Linked DNA regions of Homo sapiens: region 1 is linked to region 2. Evidence: read pairs that join two places in POLR2A ChIA-PET (ENCODE). Cell type or tissue: A673. All regions are shown on one strand. Links, peaks and the distances in the headings refer to the core of each region. The heading gives the core; the rest is flanking DNA.

The links. ChIA-PET counts read pairs that join two places held together with the same protein. Peaks named below come from ENCODE experiments on the same cell type or tissue, not always from the same donor. Only the 100,000 strongest peaks of a DNase experiment are listed, where the experiment ranks them.
Region 1: POLR2A ChIA-PET joins it to region 2 with 8 read pairs; 2 of 35 experiments call an interaction of 5 or more read pairs at or near these places.

What each region holds. Positions count from the first base shown.
Region 1 is chr14:29,437,304-29,448,153 of GRCh38, reverse strand. No RefSeq gene overlaps it. Among named protein-coding and RNA genes, the nearest start is that of LINC02326, 380 kb to the right of the region's middle. In A673, for the core only: no CTCF peak of the experiment used is centred there; a DNase peak (open chromatin) is centred at 5,233.
Region 2 is chr14:28,759,914-28,770,763 of GRCh38, reverse strand. It overlaps FOXG1 (forkhead box G1), which reads right to left and starts at 3,977. Exons shown (of 1, transcript NM_005249.5): 1 at 487-3,977. The coding sequence starts at 3,484. The coding sequence ends at 2,015. FOXG1-AS1 (FOXG1 antisense RNA 1) reads left to right here and starts at 5,445. Exons shown (of 7, transcript NR_125758.1): 1 at 5,445-5,604; 2 at 8,290-8,432. RefSeq lists an enhancer at 4,322-4,846. In A673, for the core only: a CTCF peak has its summit at 2,548 (motif pointing right); a DNase peak (open chromatin) is centred at 4,133; H3K4me3 peaks cover 525 bases; H3K27me3 peaks cover 3,918 bases.

The sequences.
Region 1 (10,850 bases), core at 3,113-8,112, 680 kb before region 2:
ACTGATGTCAGTACCAAACAGTAATAAGGGTGCAAACATCTGTTGTTTACTCTGAAATGATTAGCTTCCATATATAATAATAAAAATTTACCCCATTGCAATAATGTTTTAAAAAACCTTGCAAACATTTTGAACTCTGGTGATGCCTTTCAAAAGGCAATGGAAAATCACTTATATAAAGTTTGCTTTCTATCCACTTAATCCCAGAAAAATCTAGGATGGATGGGAATAAGGTTCATTCCCGAAGATGTTTATATTAAGAAGAGCCTATTAAATATATTCTTAAGCCTGCTTGCTGTTGCTTAACTTCACTGAGACCTAGAAACAATGCAACTGAAGTGACAAAATCACCTTGACATCTGGTGAGTCAGGTCTATTATTTTATTATTTTACTGTCCCTGTCCCAACTTTGCTGGTTGTTTCTTTGGTGACATTTAAGGACAAGACACAGTTGATTGATAATAATGCTGACTTAAAGTAGAAATGGAAACATCTGGAGGAATCACATTTCTTTGCCTGGATAACCTTTATCTGTCCTTTGAAATTCTGCTTAGATGTCATTTTCTAAAGCAAGCTTTCCCTAAACCCGTAAATTAGCCTAAATGTCCCTTTTTGGAACTCATGGCACTTAGTGTGTACTCCTGGTTCAGTGTTAGAATTATATCATAGCTGAAAATCCTCCCTATTAGACTGTAAGCAGAGCAGCACCAGCCTTATTATCTTTGTACTACTGGTATCTAATATAGCAATATACTGCCTGATCATGCATAAGGAGCCAGAATTAGGACACAATGATGAGAGTTAGAAAATAGCATCAGGCAATATATTAGGTAGGCAGAGGATGAACAAGATATTTTGTTTCCCTCAAGATCTAATTGGATATAATCTGTACGTAAATAGATAGTACCATGAGGGTGTGCACAGGCTACTACAGGGATTAAAAAAGGAATTTAATCAGCCTAAGCGGAAAGGAATGCCAAGGAAATCTTTCAGAAGAGCTAATGTGGGAACAAAGTGCTCATGGATCGCCTCAAGCATAAGTGAACAAGACAACTTTCGGAGCTGCCAATAGTTAATGGTGTTTTGAATTTAGAATTTTAAAGGTAGAAGATTGTATTAGAAAAGTAGATGGGAGTTAGGACAGGATGATGTAAACCGAAATGCCAAGTACTTAGTTTTGTAACCTGCAAAATGAGAAGCCATTGAAAAGTTTTAAGCAGGGCAGTGCTATGATAAAATGTAAATTTGAGAGGGCTAATCTAGAGTAGCATGATAGAAGATGAATATGGGGGTGCACAAACTGTGACAAAGAGACAGTGAAGAGGTATGACTCCAGAACTGAGGTATAAGAGTCAGGGATAGAATAAAGGCATATTAAATAGGCAAAATTAAAAGGACTTGGTGAATTAAAAGATTAGGTGTCTGGCAAGGTGAATTGAGTTTTCTGGATTGGCCATAGCGGGTACAAAGGGGACATTCATTGAGAAAAGTACACGAGGATAGGGAAGAGAGCTCAGTTTTGGACAGGGTGTGTTTGGGGAGCCTGTAGATGAGGAAGTCCAAAAGGCATTTAGGTGTGTGAGTCTGGAGTTCAAGGGCAAGGTCTGTGGTAATGATACAAGTTTGGAATTTGTCATGCTGGTTGAAGTTGTGGGGATTATAGAGGGCATTGATATTTTTAACACAAATCCCTTGGGATCCCTTTTGCCCTTTGCTTTCTATCCAGCTCCTCCACCCCACTCCCTCATAGTTTTGTATCTACTGGTGTGGGGGGTTGCCCTTGGGTATGGTGGCTGCTTCATCTGCAGGTTCAGAGAGCTGAAAGCATCTGGTTATTCCAATCCTAGAAGCAGACGTTAGACAAGGACCAACCAGTACAGGAGTATGAGATCAGCTCTCTTGCCTCTTGTCAGGGGCAAAGTGTGAGTTGTAATTTGCCCTCCAGGACTTTACCCAAAATTGTACCTTTGCTTAATTTTTTCCCATTGCTTGTCCTGCTTCTGCATTCGCTTACTAGTCTCCTTGGGGAGAACTTCTCTAATGAATCACTGGAACGCAAATTCTCATCTCGGGTCTATTTCTGGGTATGTCTACTTAAAACATATTGTGAGTAAGACCATCCAAGTGGAGTATTTAAAATGGAAAGGAAACATGTCAAAAAAAAAAAACAACCCCCAAAAAACCCACAGGGATATCACCGGTCAAGGATGGACTGTGAGAATCATGATCTTGGATTGTGTGACTATAGGTAGGGCCATCTTAGGTGTTGAAAAATGTCCTTTCAGACCAAGTGGTTTTTTCATCCCTTGCTCTATTTCTGGCAGGATGAATTCTTGCTGCTGGTAAATGTGAAGAAATGCGGGATTATCTGATAAGGTCACAGTGACACTGTTAGGAAGGATGCTGATAAATATATCTTGGCCACAACAAAGAATTAATCCTAGATTGGGACCAATTGGATATTGTGGACTGCTTCATACATGAGAAGGAATCGTAATTTCACCCCCGTTTTCCACCAGTGTTATGTGGTGACATCTTTCTATGGACTTAAATATATAGATCTACATCATTATTTTTAATTACTGCTTTGCATATTGTTGCATATATGAATTATGGTCCAATAAATAACTCATCTTTCATAGATATCTTGTTTTTCCTCATGTTTTTCTTATTATAAATGATGCTGTGAAGAACAACCTAACACACACATCTCTTTTTGTATAGTTGATTATCTTTTTCTCAGGAAATATTTTTAGAAGTGAGATTTGTTTGCTAAATGATATATGTGTTACACATTTGGACACAGGTAGTTCTATAAGTTTTTTAATTAACATGACATATATTTATGCATACAAGTTATAACTTTATTTTCTCATAATTCAACAACGGCACCTCTATTGTAAACCCCCATTTCCAATTGACAACAGAAAATCTTATCTAATAGTCAATTTTAGGTTAAATCAGTCCAATAAAGTAACTTTAAACTTAGTTAATGCTATTTAAAAATGCCACCATGTGGAGGTTTAAATTTTCTGTTCTGGGCCTCTCTTACTGTATCTTATCTGGGGCCAGTTCTTAGTTCCAGGGTGCTTATGCAACTGTCACCAGGGTCTGATCTGGCTCTGAGTTGGTTCTGCACTGGCAATTTCCCCAGATGTGATTTATCAAGACTCTCCTTTGGCACTAATGGCACACAGTGTTTCTTCAGTGATGACATGTCTGAAGTTTGAATGGAACGCTGCTTAGATGTTTGGCCCAGCTGATTTTTCTGAGATGCAGCTTTGTTGTTCTCAGGTTTCTGGTTGGAACAGTAACCAACTCTGTGTCCCATCATCCCAGCCCTAGGATTCCTCAACTGACCGCTGGCTCTATCTCTCAGCAAATCTTCCCGTCCCACTGGACACATGGAAACTTTGGATCTCTATGCAACAATCAAAGGGAACAAGCAACTGTAGGGAAAGTAGGAAGTCCAACAATTTCTTCTTCATAGACCGTTTTGCCTGATCTTCCTGAGGAAAGAGGTAATGTCACTAGGTAATTCTGAAGAGAATGAGGAGAGTAGTCAAGCTTTGAAGAAGCAGCTGAAGAGAAGAAGCTAACTATGGGAAGAAGTGTCAGGCAGTGTTGATAAACTCCAGACTATAAATTTCTAGTAGGCAAACATGGGCAAATATGTTACATTTTCTCCATCACTGCCCAGTGATAATAGCAAAGGGTTGAAGACTTGCAGAACATCCAGGGGAGGTAGGACGGGGAGGTTGAGGATGTCTAAACATAGTGGGAATAAAACAATGAATGAGCTGGACAGATACACGGCAGGCTGTGGTCAGATAAGGGGATAATGGGTTTTCATAGTTTAAAGGTTGAAAGTTTTCAGGAGATGAAAAACCTTGTAGGGGAGGATTAAAGTAAAGGAGTCAAAACCAATAAATTTAGAAAGTCAAATCACTGTGAGGCTGGGGATTTGCTTGGAAATTGAAGCTGGTTAGGATGAAGGTTGAACTTGGGGTGAAGAGGAAGACACATTTCCAGGTTCTAAAGACATGGAGGGAAACCGCTGGGAGTTAAATAGAATGAAATTAAGATAATGAGCATTACAACAGCAAGGAGGGTTAACATATATCAGAGGGCAAAAGCCTGAAAGGAAAACAGATTTGAGAGGAGTTAAGAAGGTAATGGTCTGAAAAGGAAAACCAGGACAATGGAATACTAATCATTCTCTCTATCTCTCTTCCCCAACTGCAGAGCTAGAAGACATAGACAAGGATGAGAAGAGCTATTCTTAGGGGAGAGCCAGATTTCAGGTAAGGAGATAGAGGTAGTTCATTTGGCAGATGATTCAGAGAGCAGGAAGAGCGAAGCATGAAGAAAGTGAAAGCACAGTAGAGAATAAAAAGCTAGTGAAGCTTGCGTTTTGAATGACAGGCAAAGCAGAGGGAATCGGGAGAGAAATTTAGTGGACTGTTCTGAAGAAAGCCTTCTGAAGAGAACTTTGGTACATAACCGCTTGCTGTCCCTGGCTGAGGTCGTCAGAGTTTGTAGCTCTATTCATTCTCTCTTTGTGTCTTAGTCGGCAGGCGGTGACTTAGCTTGAGGTTCCAAAAAGAATATTGATTAAAATACATTTTAAAGTTTACACCTGGAGTTGTGTGCTGCTGTTAAGTGTGAATATGCTTAATGTTTTGAATAGAAGTAAAATTCACTTGTGGGACAAAGTTGAAATTTGCATGTGGACCTAGCCAAAATTGATTTGAGTTTCTTGGGTTGTGTGATATAATTAGCAAAAATATTATTAAAGCCTTTAAAGTCATTTTTCCCAAAGCAGATGCTAATGGCAGCAAAAAAGCAGTCTCTTTCATCTAGAATTTGAGAATTATAAGCGAGGGCGAGGTGAACAGAAGCCCCGAAAAACTTCACAGCTAAATTTGATGAATTCTATTGGTATCTTGTCATCCTCAATTCTTATTTTTTTAGTTATCATAACAAAACTGAACCCTAAATATCAAATTAGGAAAGGAATTTTTAAAAACTGTAGAGAAAGATAAATGACAGCAGGCCCGTTATTTTCTTGCTATCATCCCACTTCTCCAAGAGAGTGGCAGTAGCTATCAGGCAAGTGTAGGTGCTTTTTCATGTTACTGTTCGGTCATACCAGGGCACAGCTAAAGATATCAGACTGGAGTTGGATCCTGGCTTTGCATTTCTTTTCTGTCTTTAATCAGTCATTTCCTGTTTGGTGTGAGTTAACAGTTCCTTTGGTGGATTTTTTTTTTTTTCCTCTGAGTCATCTTACTTGATAATGTCAGCCATGGACTCACTGGCACATGTTGTATTGTCAATCTGTGATTCTCACTTTGGGCCATTTCTGTTGCTTGTGTCTCTTCTACTTTCAATTTCCCTTTGGTTGCCATCCCCTATTTTAGGAGAACTCAATCCACGTGCAGAGAAATATTATAGGTTAATCTCAGCAGGATGTGTGAGAAAGAGACCTTGGAAACAGGATGAAACTTGGAGTGTCATAATTCTATTTGCAGAGACTTGATCCTTGCTTACATGGACTGATCACAGTTGCTGAAAAAAAATAACTCTGTGATATTTTCATGGATTCAGCCATATGGCACCGCCCTACCTGAACCATCATTCTGTTTTCCCTTACAGACACTGAGGAATGCAATATGGACATCCCGTCTGACTACACAGTATACAAACTCTTTACCTAATGTTGCAGATGGGTTTCATATATCCGAGGGGCTGTTTATTAATGTGGATATTTTTTCTTTTGCTTATTTACATATTGCTCAGAAGCCTGCCTACAACATGGAAATGATTTGCATGCATCTCGTTTCTTAGGAGTAAAGCACACTCCTACACAATAGGGCACATCATTTCACAAAGAGGCAAGTCATTTTGGGGTCTCCATTTTCACATTTTGTGGGGGCAGTGCCATAAAAGCACTCTACACAAAGCGATCTCTACAATTTACTTGGAATGTGAGCAGATATAAAGAAGGACTTAAATGCTTGGAGACAGTAAGGTATGGTAGAGAAGGTGGTAGAAGGAGTGAAGGTATTAGAATAAGGCACGCTGAAGAAATATTCCCGATTTTGCTATTTACCACCTGTGCAGTCTTGGAAAATATTTAACCTGAATCAACCTAATTCCTCATCTATGAAATAGGAAAAATAGCATATCATGTAAAGTTTTTGTAAGAATTGGTCATAATGCATATGTTATTAATAATGAAGTTGTTAAAATTAGTTAGGAATTATCATTATTACTGTTTTCCCAGGACAGGTATGTTGATGCTTTCAGGAAGTAAAGATGATTTTTCTTTGATTATTTGTCTTTACTCCACAACAGTTTTTGAGGTGTATATTCCTATTACCTACAGAAGTGCCTGGAACATGATCTGCCATGCTCATGGATTATCAATGCATGTTAGTTTACGTAATTGTAAAATAGATCCGTTCAAATGAAAAACATATCCCTAAATAGGCACTCATATTTAGAGAGATGGAATCAAAATTTTATAGATGATTACTGGGTAACTTGTTGGAGAAAAAGATGTAAAATATAAAAAGAAAGGTTGAATTATTTTCTTTTTTTACTGTTTACTTGACTCAAACTCTTTGGTTTAGAAGTGGAAACTTGAAACTTGGAGAACAACAACAACAATAGCAACAACAACAGAATAGGAACATCATACAAGGCATTTCTTCATTTGTGTGTACTGTCTTCCACCAGCAGAATGTTAACCTGCCTGAGAACAGGGATTTTGTCTGTTTCCTCGTCTGGTAAAAACCTGCCCACTGCCTTGAAGAGTGTCTTGAACACAGTAATTGCTCAATATGTATTGAATAGATTTTCATTTCTTCATATCTAATATCTAGAGAGTTCATAATAACACATCCTTTCTGCTCTTCATACCTAGGATGAGGAAATCCATTTGTCTTTAAATACAGGATTTTTAAAATTTCAGGATTCATTTTCATTTTTAACAGAAGTATTTACTCTTTGGCCATTAATTTTTATTTCTATCACTTGGCAAAATGGTTATCCAAATAATTTACCCTACGTGCCTAAATTTGTTTCAATCAAAACACTTAAATTTGGCTACCCATAACAATCATATTATTATATTTTATTGTCTTTGTATTTCAGTCATGATATTTCAGGTATTTATATATGGGGAAGACCTTGGCTAGCACAGCAAGCTTTGTGGAAAAGAATGGATATTAATTATTCTCTCAGAAATTAATTTTTTTATCAGATAAAACTTCCAGATGGATGCCAGATCATAGAATCACATTTTTATTTCCTGCTATCTTATGGCACACTGAAACACTGATTTGCAAGCTGGAACATGATGCTCTGACCATGTAATTGTCAATAGCATAACCTGTTTTGCACCTTATACCTGGATCCTTTAATTTTCACACTTATTCTGACACATTTAGAAAGCCTATGGTCTGAATTCTTCAATTCATGTTCACTGAGAAGTTAGTGAGGTTCTCTCCTGTAATGCCAGCACTTTGGGAGGCTGAGGCAGGAGGATCACGAGGTCAGGAGACCGAAACCAGCCTGGCTAACACGGTGAAACCCCATCTCTACTAGAAATACAAAAAATTAGCTGGGCGTGGTGGCACGTGCCTGTGGTCCCAGCTACTCGAGAGGCTGAGGCAGGAGAATCACTTGAGCCTGGGAGGCGGAGGTCGCAGTGAGCCGAGATCGCGCCACTGCACTCCATCCTGGGCAACAGAGTGAGACTCTGACTCAAAAAAAAAAAAAGTTAGTGAAGTTCTAAAGTACAAAAACTCTAGTAGGAACTTAATGAAAGCCAATAAACAAAATCATAGATTATTCCCCAAGACAATTATTATCTTCTTCTGGAACTAGAGTAAGGTTCCACGTAAGTTGAATTTCTTGCTCTTCTTAAGTTCTTTTTACAGTAAAATTTCCAGTAAACATAGCTGGCCATAACATGAGAAGTCAGACACATTAGCAGGGACTTAACAATGCAGCAGAAATGTGGACTCTAGGTCCCTCTTGCCCATTTTTTGGTTGTGTGACCCTGGGCAAGCTGTTTAAACTTTGTGACCACTGATTCCTCACAGAAAAAAAAGCAAGGCTTTCAGTAAGATAGCTTTGACATCCTTTGTGTTTCTAAAATTTTTATAATCCACAAACCAGGTAGGCTAACTCCAAATTATTGAAAAATCAATACACAGTTATATGAAATGAAGATGGTCTTTTTTTTTAATCACAATGAGCTCTTTGAAATAAAAGCAGACTCCTTAGTTTTGTTTACATTTATATGACAAAATACCATCTCAGCGACAGCCTTGTCCTAGATGTTGTCATGCATGAGCAATAAATTTTAAAATGTTTGAGGGGTTCAAAAGATCACTCTGAATTCATCTCTAACAATTTGAGGAAAAACGAACTCTGACAAAAATAGGTTCCAAGGTCTCGGTTAATGTGCTCTGGAAAATGTTAAATATTAAAAAGATAGCAATAGCAAATATACCAGTAATTTATAGATCATGATAGAACTCAGGCGTGTGTGTGGCTTATCTCTCTAAATTAACATGTTGACAGCAGAGCAATAATGATGTTTAATTCAAACAATCTTTTTTATGGCAGGCAGTATGTGAGAAATATTTTTGATGTATTCATCATGTTTTTGTGTTCTGGGATCATCTTGCAAAAGCAGACTTGAATCTTTCCTAAATGCATGGTCCTTCGATTTCAACTGATAGAATATTATGACTTCCTTTGTCTTCTGTTTTGTGATTTTGCCAGTAGTTGAAACAAGGAGAACAATAGAGTGTACATGAATAGAATTGAGCATTACGGAAGGTGTAAAGATACTGAAAGCTGACAAAAGAGGAACACTAATGAACCAAAAAAAAAAAAATTGGCTTAATTTTTTTGAGTTAGGAATTTCTACATCTATATCTCTATCTTTTGTTTTCCTTTAAAAAGAACAAATAGTTTATTTAAAGGGAATTAATTCCTTCACTAATAGCTATATATGATTTATTTAAATTCACATGGAATTTCTTTAATAAATACCTAAAAGGAAAAGATAAAATGCTGCTAGTCTTTGTGGGGAAAGGGTTCCACAAGAAAAACAATGAAAAATTGTTTATTGATTTATTATGCAAAATGATTTATTGATTTATTTATACATGCTTTCTATGTATAATGTAATTCTTTCTCTAGTCTTTGCCATTATCAACCTTTAGCAGAAAGTCAATTGCTGCATCAAAATGATCTTTCATAACATACAAGCAATTTGCTCTAGGAATCCAGGCACAGTGGTCCATGGGAACCTGAATTTTGTCTTAGATGCTCTCCCTACATTTCTTGATCTTTCTCAGAGCACCATGTCGCCTCCTACTCTCTGTTAACTGGGAACTTACTGTATGTTTCCCTGGAGCTGTATGCTGCCAGTTTCTTCAATGAAGTACTCCTTTCTCCAGAATTAACACTTCAGACTCTTCTCCGCAGTCAGTCTATCAGTTTGGATATATTAATGTATGTTGAAATGTGATTAGCTTTAGCTCTGGTGTAATTTGCATTTTTAATATTAGTTTTTTAATGGAAAGGGATTTCTAATTGTTGGATTTGCTTGATTCCCACCTTCAACCCCTGTTAATTCTCCACCTTAAACTTCTCATCCTGCTAATAAAAGACTTCATTTAGTTATTGTGAATTCCCATATTTGTTGAAAAATAGTTTATTTCTTCACAAAAATGTATTTTTCAGAACATTCAGAAATGTTTTCAGAACATTTTTATGTCTTTCCCCCTGGGTTTACATTGCCCCCAGTTTTTGCTTTGATGTTTCTATCTGTCTGTTGTTACACTAGATCCCACAGCTAATGGGTCCTAGGTGAAAGCACTTTAGTTATTTGTTCCCAGGCACCATGGTTCAACTGCTAAGCAGAGCAGTCCTTCCTCATCTTCTTTCTTGTGAGATCTTTGTAGGCACTTCCAAAGGAGGTGAGAAGACTCAGCATTTCATCCCCAGTTTCTGCCTTCACATCTATTAGCCCATTCTCATGCTGCTAAGAAAATGTGGCACATATACACCATGGAATACTATGCAGCCATAAAAAAGGATGAGTTCATGTCCTTTGCTGAGACATGGATGAAGCTGGAAACCATCATTCTCATCAAACTAAGACAAGAACAGAAAACCAAACACCACATATTCTCACTCATAAGTGGGAGTTGAACAATGAGAACACATGGACACAGGGAAGGGAACATCACACACTGAGGCCTGTTGGCGGGTGGGGGTCAGGGGGAGGGATAGCATTAGGAGAAATACCTACTATAGATGACAGGTTGATGGGTGCAGCAAACCACCATGGCACATGTATACCTATGTAACAAACCTGCACGTTCTGCACAGGTGCCCCAGAACTTAAAGTATTAAAAAAAAAAAGGAAATACCTGAAACTGGGTAATTTCTAAAGGACAGAAGTTTAAGGGACTCACAGTTCCACATGGCTGGGGAGGCCTTGCAATCATGGTGGAAGGCAAAGGAAGAGCAAAGAAACATCTTACATGGTGGCAGGCAAGAGAGCTTGTGTAGGGGAACTCCCCTTTGTAAAACCATCAGATCTCATGAGACTTACTCACTTTCATGAGAATACCACAGGAAAGACCCACCCCTGTGATTCAATTATCTCCCACTGGGTCCCTCCTCCAAAACCTGGGGATTTTTTGTTTGTTTGTTTTGTTTTGTTTTAAGATGGAGTCTTGCTCTGTCACCCAGGCTGGAGTGCAGTGGCGCAATCTCAGCTCACTGCAACCTCTGCCTCCTGGGTTCAAGCGATT
Region 2 (10,850 bases), core at 1,962-6,961:
CCAGATTATTTTTCACTGGGCCCATTGTAAGAAGTAACCAGCTTATTCCAATACTGCAGAACACATTTCAGACTATACAATTGTAACAAATGAACAACTTGTCCTCCACAGATTCACCACAGGATCCAATTAGTTACTAAACCTTTTACTAAGGTTTTCTAATTATTTTCTGCAATTATAGCGATTGGGCTGCCTGAAACAATTCAAAAAATGTTTTCATTTTGTCTCACATATATACGCATATACAGTATATGCATACATATGCATATGGAAAGTTAAAATTATGACTAAACAAAAGGAACAAATCTCTAGATTGAATTACACAGACATTTAAAAGGGAATCAAATAAATACCTCTACATTGTAAAAATTAAAAAAAGAGGCATTTTACTTCTGAATATCTAGAATTCTAAATTGTTATAATTTTAAAATAAAATATAAACATTGATCTGCAAGTCATTAAACAGGTGATCACTTCAGCAAAATCTATATTGCAACTTCAGCACATCTTTATTAGAACTCTTTCATTGTGGGTAAACAGCCACAAAAATAAATGCTGACTTAGAAAGTATAAATACAAATATTTAAACAAAAATGTTTGCAGCATTCATAGCGCAAATTGTACCTGAACTGAAGGGCTCTGTGTGTCTATATATATTACATATGTGTGCATTATAGTCACTTCTATCTAACCATATACATATATTTATTTATAATTTGCCAAGCTCTATTAACAATATACCTGAAACAAAATATATAAATGGCATTCTATTAATGGATTTGGAAATAAACACAGGGTAAAGAGCTATGCACAGAAAATTAAATTATATCTCTTTTTGCTGTATATCCACAGAAACTTACAGGTATCAGCTGAAAAGCCTATACTTTGTTTAAAGCTAGTGTTTATTAAATAGGCTGCTCCTTGTAAAATTTGTTCACAAAGGGAAAAATACTATTTTCATTTTTAGAGTCAGTTCAAATTAAAGGAGCAGTTTAAATTTTAGTTTGGCTGAAAAAGCCTTTGAATTCCCTATAAGTTGATTGGTCTTTAAAAAATTAGCTCTACTTAATAAAAGAGACAAAAGTATCAAGATATATATGAATTTAGCCTATTTTTTATTTCTGTGTGTTCATAGTAAACATTTTTGTAAGTGACAAACACGGGCATATGACCACAGTATCACAATCAAGAAATTTTAAGACAACATTAACAATCACTCAAATTTATGCGGCATTTGCGCAACACAGGTTACATATTTGCAAGGTTTACCTATAAGTACAATAGGTATTAACATTTCACTACATTTAGAAAAAATAAAAGTGACCTGTTAGTGACCACATACATCAAAATATACACAACACAAACTGAAGGCAATCGTTAATTTTGTCCCCTTCTGATTCAATTGAATGGGCAGTGTTGCCAACTGAAACAACTTTCCTTTTTGTTTGTTTTAATACTTAGTATACCAAGTGCATTTTCTAGAACCCAATCTTTGGTCTAAAAGTAAACAAAAGAAAAAAAAACAGTTCTTTAAAGAAAAGGACAAAACAATAAATGGCCAAAATAATTTCTTGGGCACCTTTACTACGAATGCTTTTTAAATACAAATTACAGTTTAACATTTTAAAATTCTCCCCATAATTTAGGTTGTTCTCAAGGTCTGCGTCCACCATATAGTTCCATGATAACTTATAATACTGCACACATGGAAATCTGGCGGCTCTTAGAGATAGACTTGTCAGGTTTGAATGAAATGGCAAAGCAGTCACTATTTAGATACACATTCTACTATAATTTGACTTCCAAACCTTATATTCTACAATGTATTCTCCCCACATTGCACCTCGCTGACACTCCACACCTTGTTAGAATAATAAACAACCCTAGAGACTGAACAAACGTACAGAAATGGGAGGGGGGGGCTTAATAAAAAATACCTGGACTTATTTTTTTAATTATCATTTACAATGCAAATGTGTGTAAAACGTTCACTTACAGTCTGGTCCCAGGGATGTTAATGTATTAAAGGGTTGGAAGAAGACCCCTGATTTTGATGTGTGAAATAATCAGACAGTCCCCCAGACAGTCCCGTCGTAAAACTTGGCAAAGAGGGTCTTAAAGACTCACAGGGCAGGGTCGAGGGGGCCTGCGGCGACGTGGAGGAGGACGCGGCCCTGGCGCTCATGGACGTGCTGCTCTGCGAAGTCATTGACGGGTGCGGGACGTGGGGGAAAAAGTAACTGGTCTGGCCCGCGAGCAGGTTGACGGAGCAGGGGTTGAGGGAGTAGGTCCCAGAGCAGGGCACCGACAGGCCGCAGGGCACCGAGGCGGCTAGCGCGGCGGCCGTGAGGTGGTGCGTGGCGTACGGGATCTCCCCGTTGACCAGCCGGTCCACGCTCAGGCCGTTGGCGGTGGAGAAGGAGTGGTTGTTGCCCAGCGAGTTCTGAGTCAACACGGAGCTGTAGGGCATGGGGTGGCTGGGGTAGGCCGACGTGGTGCCGTTGTAACTCAAAGTGCTGCTGGCGCGGGGGTGGTGCAGGGACAGGAAGGGCGACATGGGCCAGTAGAGGGAGCCGGCGCGGTCCATGAAGGTGAGGCCGGTGGAGGTGAGGCGCGCACCGCGCTTGAAGGCCAGCTTGGCCCGCGAGGTGGTGGAGCGGCGCCGCAGCTTGCCCGTGGTGCCGCCGATGAACACGTCGTCGCTCGACGGGTCCAGCATCCAGTAGTTGCCCTTGCCCGGGTCGTCGTAGTGGCGCGGCACCTTCACGAAGCACTTGTTGAGGGACAGATTGTGGCGGATGGAGTTCTGCCAGCCCTGCTTGTTCTCGCGGTAGTAAGGGAAGTTCTTCATGATGAACTCGTAGATGCCGTTGAGCGTGAGCCGCTTCTCGGGGCTCTGCCGGATGGCCATCATGATGAGCGCGTTGTAGCTGAACGGCGGCTTCTCGTACTTGCCGTTCTTCTTCTCGCCCTCCTTGCCCCCCTCCCCGTCCTTGCCGCCCTCGCCCGCCCCCTTCTTCTCCTCCCCCCCGGCGCCGGCGCCCTTCTCCTTCTCGTCCGGCCCGACGGGCGCCAGCTCCCCCGGCCCGCCGCCCGGCTCGCCCTTGCCGCCCAGCCCGTCCGCTTTAGCCCCGTCCAGGGCGGCGGCCGGTGGTGGCGGTGGCGGCGGCGGGAGCAGCAGCTGCTGGGGGCCCTTGTCGTCGTCGGCGGCCGGGGCGCCCCGCGTCTGGGGGGGCTGCGGTGCCGGGGGCGGCGGCGGCGGCGGCTGCTGCTGCTGCGGCGGCGGCGGCGGTTGCGGGGCGGGCGGCGGCGGGTGGTGGTGATGGTGGTGGTGGTGGTGGTGGTGCTGGGGGTGGTGGCTGTTGTGGTGGCCGTGGCTCGCGTGGTGGTTGTCGTTCTGGACCGCCTCGGGCACCAGGCTGTTGATGCTGAACGAGGACTTGGGGATCATTTTCACCTCTTTCCTATCTCCCATGTCCAGCATCACCCAGTCGTCGGGGGGAAACGGCGGCGGCGGCGCGGGAGCGGGACAGCGGCGCGGCGGGCGGCGGCGACCGGTGGGTGCCGAACGGGGCGCGGGGGGCGCGGGCGGCAGCGGCGGCACTGAGCGCTCCGGCAGCAGCGCAGTTGGACCGCAGGCTCGGGCGCTGGCAAGTCATGTAGCAAAAGCAGCAACCACCCCTCAGGAATTAGAAAAAAAAAAAAAAAGGAAAAGAAAAAAGAAAGAAAGAAAAAAGAAACAACCACCGCCCCGGGGGTGAAGCTCCCTCGCTCCCAACTGTACTTCTTGGTCTCCCCCCCCACCCCCCGCTCCCCCCCCCGCTGCTTCCTCCTCCTCCTCCTCCTCTCGCAGCAGCAGTCACAGCAGCAGCAGCAGCAGCCCAAAGGGGGGGAGAGCCGGGCGGCGGGCGGGCGCGTCCCGGAGCGGCCGCGGCGAGGCTGGGGAGACAGCGATCGAGGCGGCTATAGCCACAATTAATTTTCCGAGCTACAGGCGCACACTAGGGCTGTAAAAAAATTTTTGGTTTAACCTTTCCTACCGCTGGGCCAATCAGAGCTGGCGGCGTGCGGGAGCGTCTCTCTCGCCGTCGACCAATCGGAGGGGCCGGGCCCACCCACCCCCGCCCCGCCCGCCGGCTGCCGCCCCCTCGGGCGCTCGCCTCCCCCTCTCCGCGGGCCTCGGACCCCGAGGCCGCGCGGAGCCGCGTAGGGATACGCCGGCGGGAGCACGCGGTGCCGCAGCCCTTCCCTGCGCCCCCGCCACCCCCTCCACCCCGCCGGCTCCGCTCCACCGAAATTCCCCTCCTAGGGCCAATAGCTCACATTTCCGGCTTCCTCCTCATTGTACTGGGTCATTTTCGTTTAAGCGTCAATATTTGTCCTTAGTGATTAAAGTTTGTATCCAATTTTATTTTTGAAAGCGGGGGTGGTGGTGGTAGTGGGAAGAGTGGGAGTGCAGGGAGAGGATGCGAGAGGGCAGGAAATGGAGGAGGTAGAGGCGAGGCACTACTTTTCCGAGTCGGCCTTGCAGGCCAGTGTCTGGCATTTCTGAGCCAGCAGGAAAATTGTGCCCTTTGTAGGTAATAGTCTAGCGCAGCTTTGGATAAGGGGGGAGATAAGGCCCACCGCTGGCGTGTGTGCGGGGGTGTCCTTTACTTCGGGGGAGGAGGGTGTGGGAGAGCTTTGGGAGCGATGAGATGAGGAGGAGGAAGTGGGCAGAGGAGCGCGGGGCCAAACAGGGGTTACTTACTCGATTCCTGAGGCCTGGGCGGCGGCGAGCTCCGGGCTCCGGCACCGCGGGGAAACCGGGACTGGGGCTCCGGGTGCTGCTGCGGCGGCCGGGGCCGCTCAGTAGTGGGCGCCTCTGATGGCCTTCCGAAATGAGAGGTGCCCAGAGAGAAAACAGTACCAAACAATCTCGAAATAAATCAGGTAACACATGCTATATACGTGTGTCTCTTCCTTTTCCTTCTCTCCTGCTCCAGAGCGTCGCTCACGCGCGGGGTGACTCGATGTCGTTTTCTCCTCGCCGCTCCAGCCTCAGCTTCTAATCCGAATTGGAAGCGGGTAGCTGCGAGCGATCACCCTGGAAATATTTTCGTTTTGCTTGTTGACATTGGAGGGAAAATAAGGGTGGGCGTCTATTTCTTTCCGGTTTTTTTTTTAAGCCTTCCTATTTTCACTCCTTTTTTTTCCTTTCCGTTTCTCAAATGCTTTTATTTTGTGCGGGCCTCATTCCTGAAATAACAGTATACTGAAGCCAGCTCTTGCCAACCCTGAGTGCTGCTGGAAAGCACCGGGGAGCCTTGGGAACGTGGATCTCACAGTCCCAGCTTCTTGGGCTTTGGAACTGGGAAGGTTCGGTTGGAGGTTGAAGTGAATGGGGAAATTGCGAATCGGGGGCTTTAAAAGGATCCCGTGGCCAGGGGCAGGGCTAAGGCCCAGCATTTCCCAGGGATTGGAATTTAGTGGGGAGCACATTGATCAAAGGCTGTTTCATCCCACATGGGCACGAAACATACCACATTTTACGGAGGATGTAGCCCCAGAGAAGAGGGAGGTGGAGAAGCATAAATGAAAGGCACCTTTTCCTTCCTCTAGAAGGTAAATAATTATAAAATGTAAGCATTTCTTCACTTGGATAAACTTTCATTAAGATATCTGGCAGATTTGGTATTTAAGAAAACGAAGGAAGGAAAATTGGTGCTTATGCTTGATCCTAAAGTTAAATTGTAACATAAAGAATGCGGTTGATGAATACTCAGGATAATAGGGGGTTATTCCATCCTCCCCACCCCCAGTCTTAAGAAAGAGAAAGAGAGAAAAGGTTGGGGGGGGGGGAGGAAACTGGAGAGAATAATAGATAATTACAAATAGCTAGTGAATTTTAAATATGCATCTATTAGGAATGCCACAAAGGAGCTTTGAATATTGGACTAACCTCAAATGTCCTTCCACTGTATGTATGTATCTTTACCTATGTCTACATATCTTCTCACTTTAAAACAAACTGTATTTACATGTGGAAAAATTCAAGGGTTCCAACAATCAGTGTTGATAGTGACATGGTCCCAAACATTTATTTCCAAGCTCTGGATTTCTCGCAGGGCCGGGTGAGCTAATGGGCTTTGCCTACCGGCTGGAGAGATTTGTGGGCCTTCCCCTTCCTACTCACTTTTCCTCCTCCCACTCTTCTCCCCTCTTCAGGCCCGTTCTTCCTACTTTTCCTCAACTCTCCTTCCTCCCTCCTCCCTCCTTCTCCCTTAGCTCCCCCCGCCCCTTCCCCCCACCCTCCATTCCTCTGTCTCTCCATTCCTCCACCTACTCCTCCCAATTTCTCCTCTTACAGCCCCCCTTCTCACCACCACTTATAATGGCACACAGGGCTCCCTCTGAGGTGGACGGCCCGGTACGTTTTCGTAGTCGGTCTAGCGTGAAATGATTCGGTGTAACCGGATTCTTGGGAAAGGACAGGTTACGTAAACATTTACTGATGTGGAGTAACTATACTATTTGTACTCTGATATGCAGGAAGGAAAGTGTTGATTAACACAGAAGAAAAAAAAAACGAAATTAGCTGATTGCATGCTCATAAGTGCAAGCTGTCATTGAACTGCTTTTAAAATAGACACAGCTGGGTGTTTGTGTTGAAAAATTTCTTGTGTTTTTGCTAATACTGAAATAAGCATGATTTTGTATACCAAACATTTTCAGATCATTAAAATTTGTAATCTGTGCTGGTTTTAAACACAAAGAAAAGAAACAGAATCATTTCGATGTAAAATTTGCTGATATTATATTAACTCAATCAGGTCTGTACAAATTGTGCATTGTGCCTCCTAAAATCTGTTTGATCAATTTAATACACAAAGTGCCAAACGTGGGTATTGTTTGTTAACATTGGACATTTTATTCAAATCCGAGCTCAGCAGCAAACTGGAGGAGCTTTCCTTCAATACAACACCAGCTCTGACTGATGAATTTTTAATGTTTTAAGGTGTTTCTTAGGTCAAATCTGAGCGTGCATTGTTTTGTAATCCTGTATAAAATTTTAGCAGGTGGAAATAAGTTTTTCTTCTGTTTACTTTCAAATAGCAAAAACTGGGGTTTGCTAATGAGCACTGTAATAATCTGATTTTATATGCTAGGAGCTCATATTGACTGGGAAAATGTTTTTCATTCAAATTAAGGCTATGTTATATAGTTTAAGGATTGCATGAATGCAAGTCTCTCAAAATAGGATATTCTTATGGGCATAAATAGTATATAGTTTAATGTAATATTTAAAAATCTATTCTTCCTAATGACAAAAGTTATTTGTAATCTGGCAAGAAGTGAGTTTTAATTCCTTTTAATAATTTCAATTGCACTTTATGTCGAGATGGTGATATATATATATACTCACACACATATATATGTGTGTGTGTGTATATATGTATATATATATAGCTTGTTCAACAAAACATGCACTGTTTACTCAGCACCCCGTGTTTGTCTCAGCAATAGCTTTTTTAAAGAACTGCTACTATTTGAAATGGAGGGGGAGGGGGGTCCTGGACAGAGTATTGTGCAAGTTGAAAGTCTCTGGATGGGGCTTTGTATATCCTACCAGCCAATTTGGGTGCAAATTGGATTTGAAGGCCTGCCTCTGTCCACCTCGGGCCTCTTCCCTAAGCACTGGAAGCCCAATCTTCAGCCCCACTCAGTCACCGTGATTACCTTCAGAAGACAGAGGGAATTCAGTTGTCTCAGACCTGAAACAAATTCTCTATCATTCTAATTTTTTTCTCATGATGGATCTAACCTTGATCTCTCACACAGACATCTACAAATGTGTACTATTAATGAATAAAAGCAGAAGTCAAAGTAAATGTAATTTTCTGGTATATATCACAGTAAACTTCTCTCTTGCTCTGTCTGCAGTCCCCCAGCTCTCCCAAAGAGGTCAGGCCCCGTAAAGAGTGAGCAGTTCCAATGGAAGAATTGGTTAGGAAATGAATTAGATTATTCCTTCTGGAGTTTTAATTAATAACCAAGGCTACACAGCATACTTCATCCGAGTAGGGAGCAGAACATTTCATTTTTCCATTTGGCGGTGTTATTTAAGTATTCTTTAGGGCCTCTTTCCTGTTTTCAGTCAGTGATCCGCCTCTTTTCTTCTTGCTAGCTGCTGGTTAAAGGAAGGTGGGCCCCATTTACCTAAAATCCACTCTGCTCTCCATTCCCTGGACAGGGTGTCCTTGGAGTGGCACCCAGCGCCAAGCTCTAGCTAAAGTTCTCTTCCTGCAGATGCACAGAGAATTTCTGACCTTGTGACGTTTGGGAGTGAGGAGATCCCATACAGAGGCATCCAGGTATTTCCAGAGATCCTGTGGCAGGTGAGGTCTGCCCTCGCTGGAGCCAACTCGTCTATAATATCTTCCTAACAGCAGGTAATGGTGCTAACATTTAGTGATTAGAAGTTACTCTTTAGCGTGTTGTATCCTCGTTCTGTGGGTTTTGGTTACAGGTTATACGATTAGGTTTGCGAGAACAGTAGTGAACTAAACTTCTCAGTAAGAGGTCTTCACACCAGGGAAGTGTTACTTTTCTGCAGCAGCCCTGCCTCGTCACTCATTAGGGAGCTGCAGGTTGTCAGTGGCTGCTCTCAGCGCGCGCACGCGCACCCTCAACGTCCCCGGGGGCGCGCACATTCGCGCGTGTGTGTACACACACACACATACACACACACACACACACACAGCACTAAAACTAAATTAAGAAGCCGATGATTAAGACAAGCGTCTACTAGGCCTGTCATTTCAGCATCCTTCCATCATAACATTGTGGCACCGGCAATTTTGCTTGAGAACCTCGAGTAAAAAAATCTATGGGAGAGCCTCGTCTATGAGAGTGGAAATGTTTAGCTTGTGTAAGCTAGGGAGCCACTTTAAAAGGGAGAAAGTCCAAGGCGAAGAAGAGGAGCAGGAGGAGGAAGAGGACAAGGATGAGGAGAAGGCCTTGACAGAGACCCCTGGGACTCTCCAGGCAAGTCTCTGTGACGCTGCCAGGTGTTCCAGGCTCTCTGAAGCCAAGTACGTACGCAGCCAAAAGAAAAGTCCCGTGATCTTCAGCAAAATGTGCATGGGAGAAGCTTTGTCCCGACATTAGCCAAGGGAGAGCCAGGCGTGGAAAGATCCATGACGAAATACCACCAGAGGGCCAAGGGACTTTAGTCTCTGGAAAAACTTCTCAGTCGAATACTCTGTACATCTCTTGTAAACATTGTAAACATAATGTCCACTACCCTTTTACTTGTTTCGCGTTCTTTGCCAGTGCCCTCCAGAGGGTGAGTGATTTGCTGAAGGACTTGAGTCCCTGATAGTGTGAGGGCGGACCTGTTCCATTTTTAGACCTGATCCAGTTGTGAGAAATGGTCCCACACAGCCTGGGGAAGTGCCCCTGAGAGGCCGATTCCTATTTTTCCTCTAGTTACCCAAGGAAATGGTGTAGTCAGTCTTTCAAAGGAGATAGGGGAAGCTCCACAAACAACCATAACACAGCACAACAAAACAAAACAAAGAGCTGAAGGGGTGTTGGTGAACTAGAATGAAGGAGGCTAGAGCTCAGGTTCTTAGTTTTAACCCCCAGCTCTATCCCATAAGGAAGAAAGTGAGACTTGGCAAAAGCCAGCCCACAAACAATATTACCTCGGATTTTCCATCAGTGGGGCACCAAAACAGGAAAAAAGAAAATAACTATATATATCTATATATATATATATATCTATATATAGATATATCTATATATCAAGCTGAAAGAAAAACTTACAGGGCTAAAAATGCTGAACTCTTAAGAGCTGGAACTCCTAACTATCCCATCATTGTTCTTACTTAGTTGGAGCTTCAATGTGATTTCTAGTAGAAGCCTCAATCTTCTTCTGGAAGTGTTACAGGACCTTTTAGAGAAGGGGTGTGTGTGTGTGTATGTGGGGGTGGGTGGCGGGTGAACCAAGACTTCTCTTTTGAAGCACACCTCCAAATGGTCCCCCAAATTCCAGTTGTGTGAGAAAAGATGGAAAGGTCTGACTCCTTCGCAATTTTTAGCCGGTCACCTTCGAACTAGTCACCGCTCAATATTTAAATGTACACGGAAAACATTGAACAGTTCAAGGTCCGTATATGAGATTAATAAGTATCTTATAGGAAATGCTTGCACCCACTAAAGGTCTGAAGGAATGAGAGGAGAGAAAACTTCATGAGTGGGGTAAGCAAGCCAGGAAGCACGCAGAGAACCCTTCACCCCAAAGTCTCCCTTTGCGTGGGGAAAGTAGTATCTACTAATCAGATCTATCTGCTTCTTTCAAGAAACCTGCGTGGACAAACCAATGGGCAAGTTTTTACTTTGTGCTCATCTTACACCCACCTGGCCCTCACTCTCCGGAGTCGGTTCCAGTAGGTCTTCCTACCCCAACCCTCGCTCCTCCCCCGCGCCCCTTCTCCAACACGAGGCCATGGAAAATCTGTTGGAGGAGCGTTTCTCAAGAGGTCCAGCTTTTCTCCCTCCCCTGCCTTGCCTCTTGAGGCTGTAACTGCGAGGGTTCCCTTCGAGGAGCTTCGCGGAGCTGGGGCTCCCAGGTCTGCGCGCCGCTGCTCCCTGCGCATACCCGCGAGCTTGCCCGACGCTCCTTTGTTGCAGACGCTTGCCGAACGCAATCGAGCCAGAGGCCTTGATTCTAGGCGTCATCTCTCTAGATGTCCCCCCTTAAAGTTGCCTTTTCAGCCTAGGTATCTCTTTTTTTGGCACATAAGACCGGATACACACCAAATCAATTTTGGGCTAAGAGGTCATCTGCCACGGTAAACGCGGGG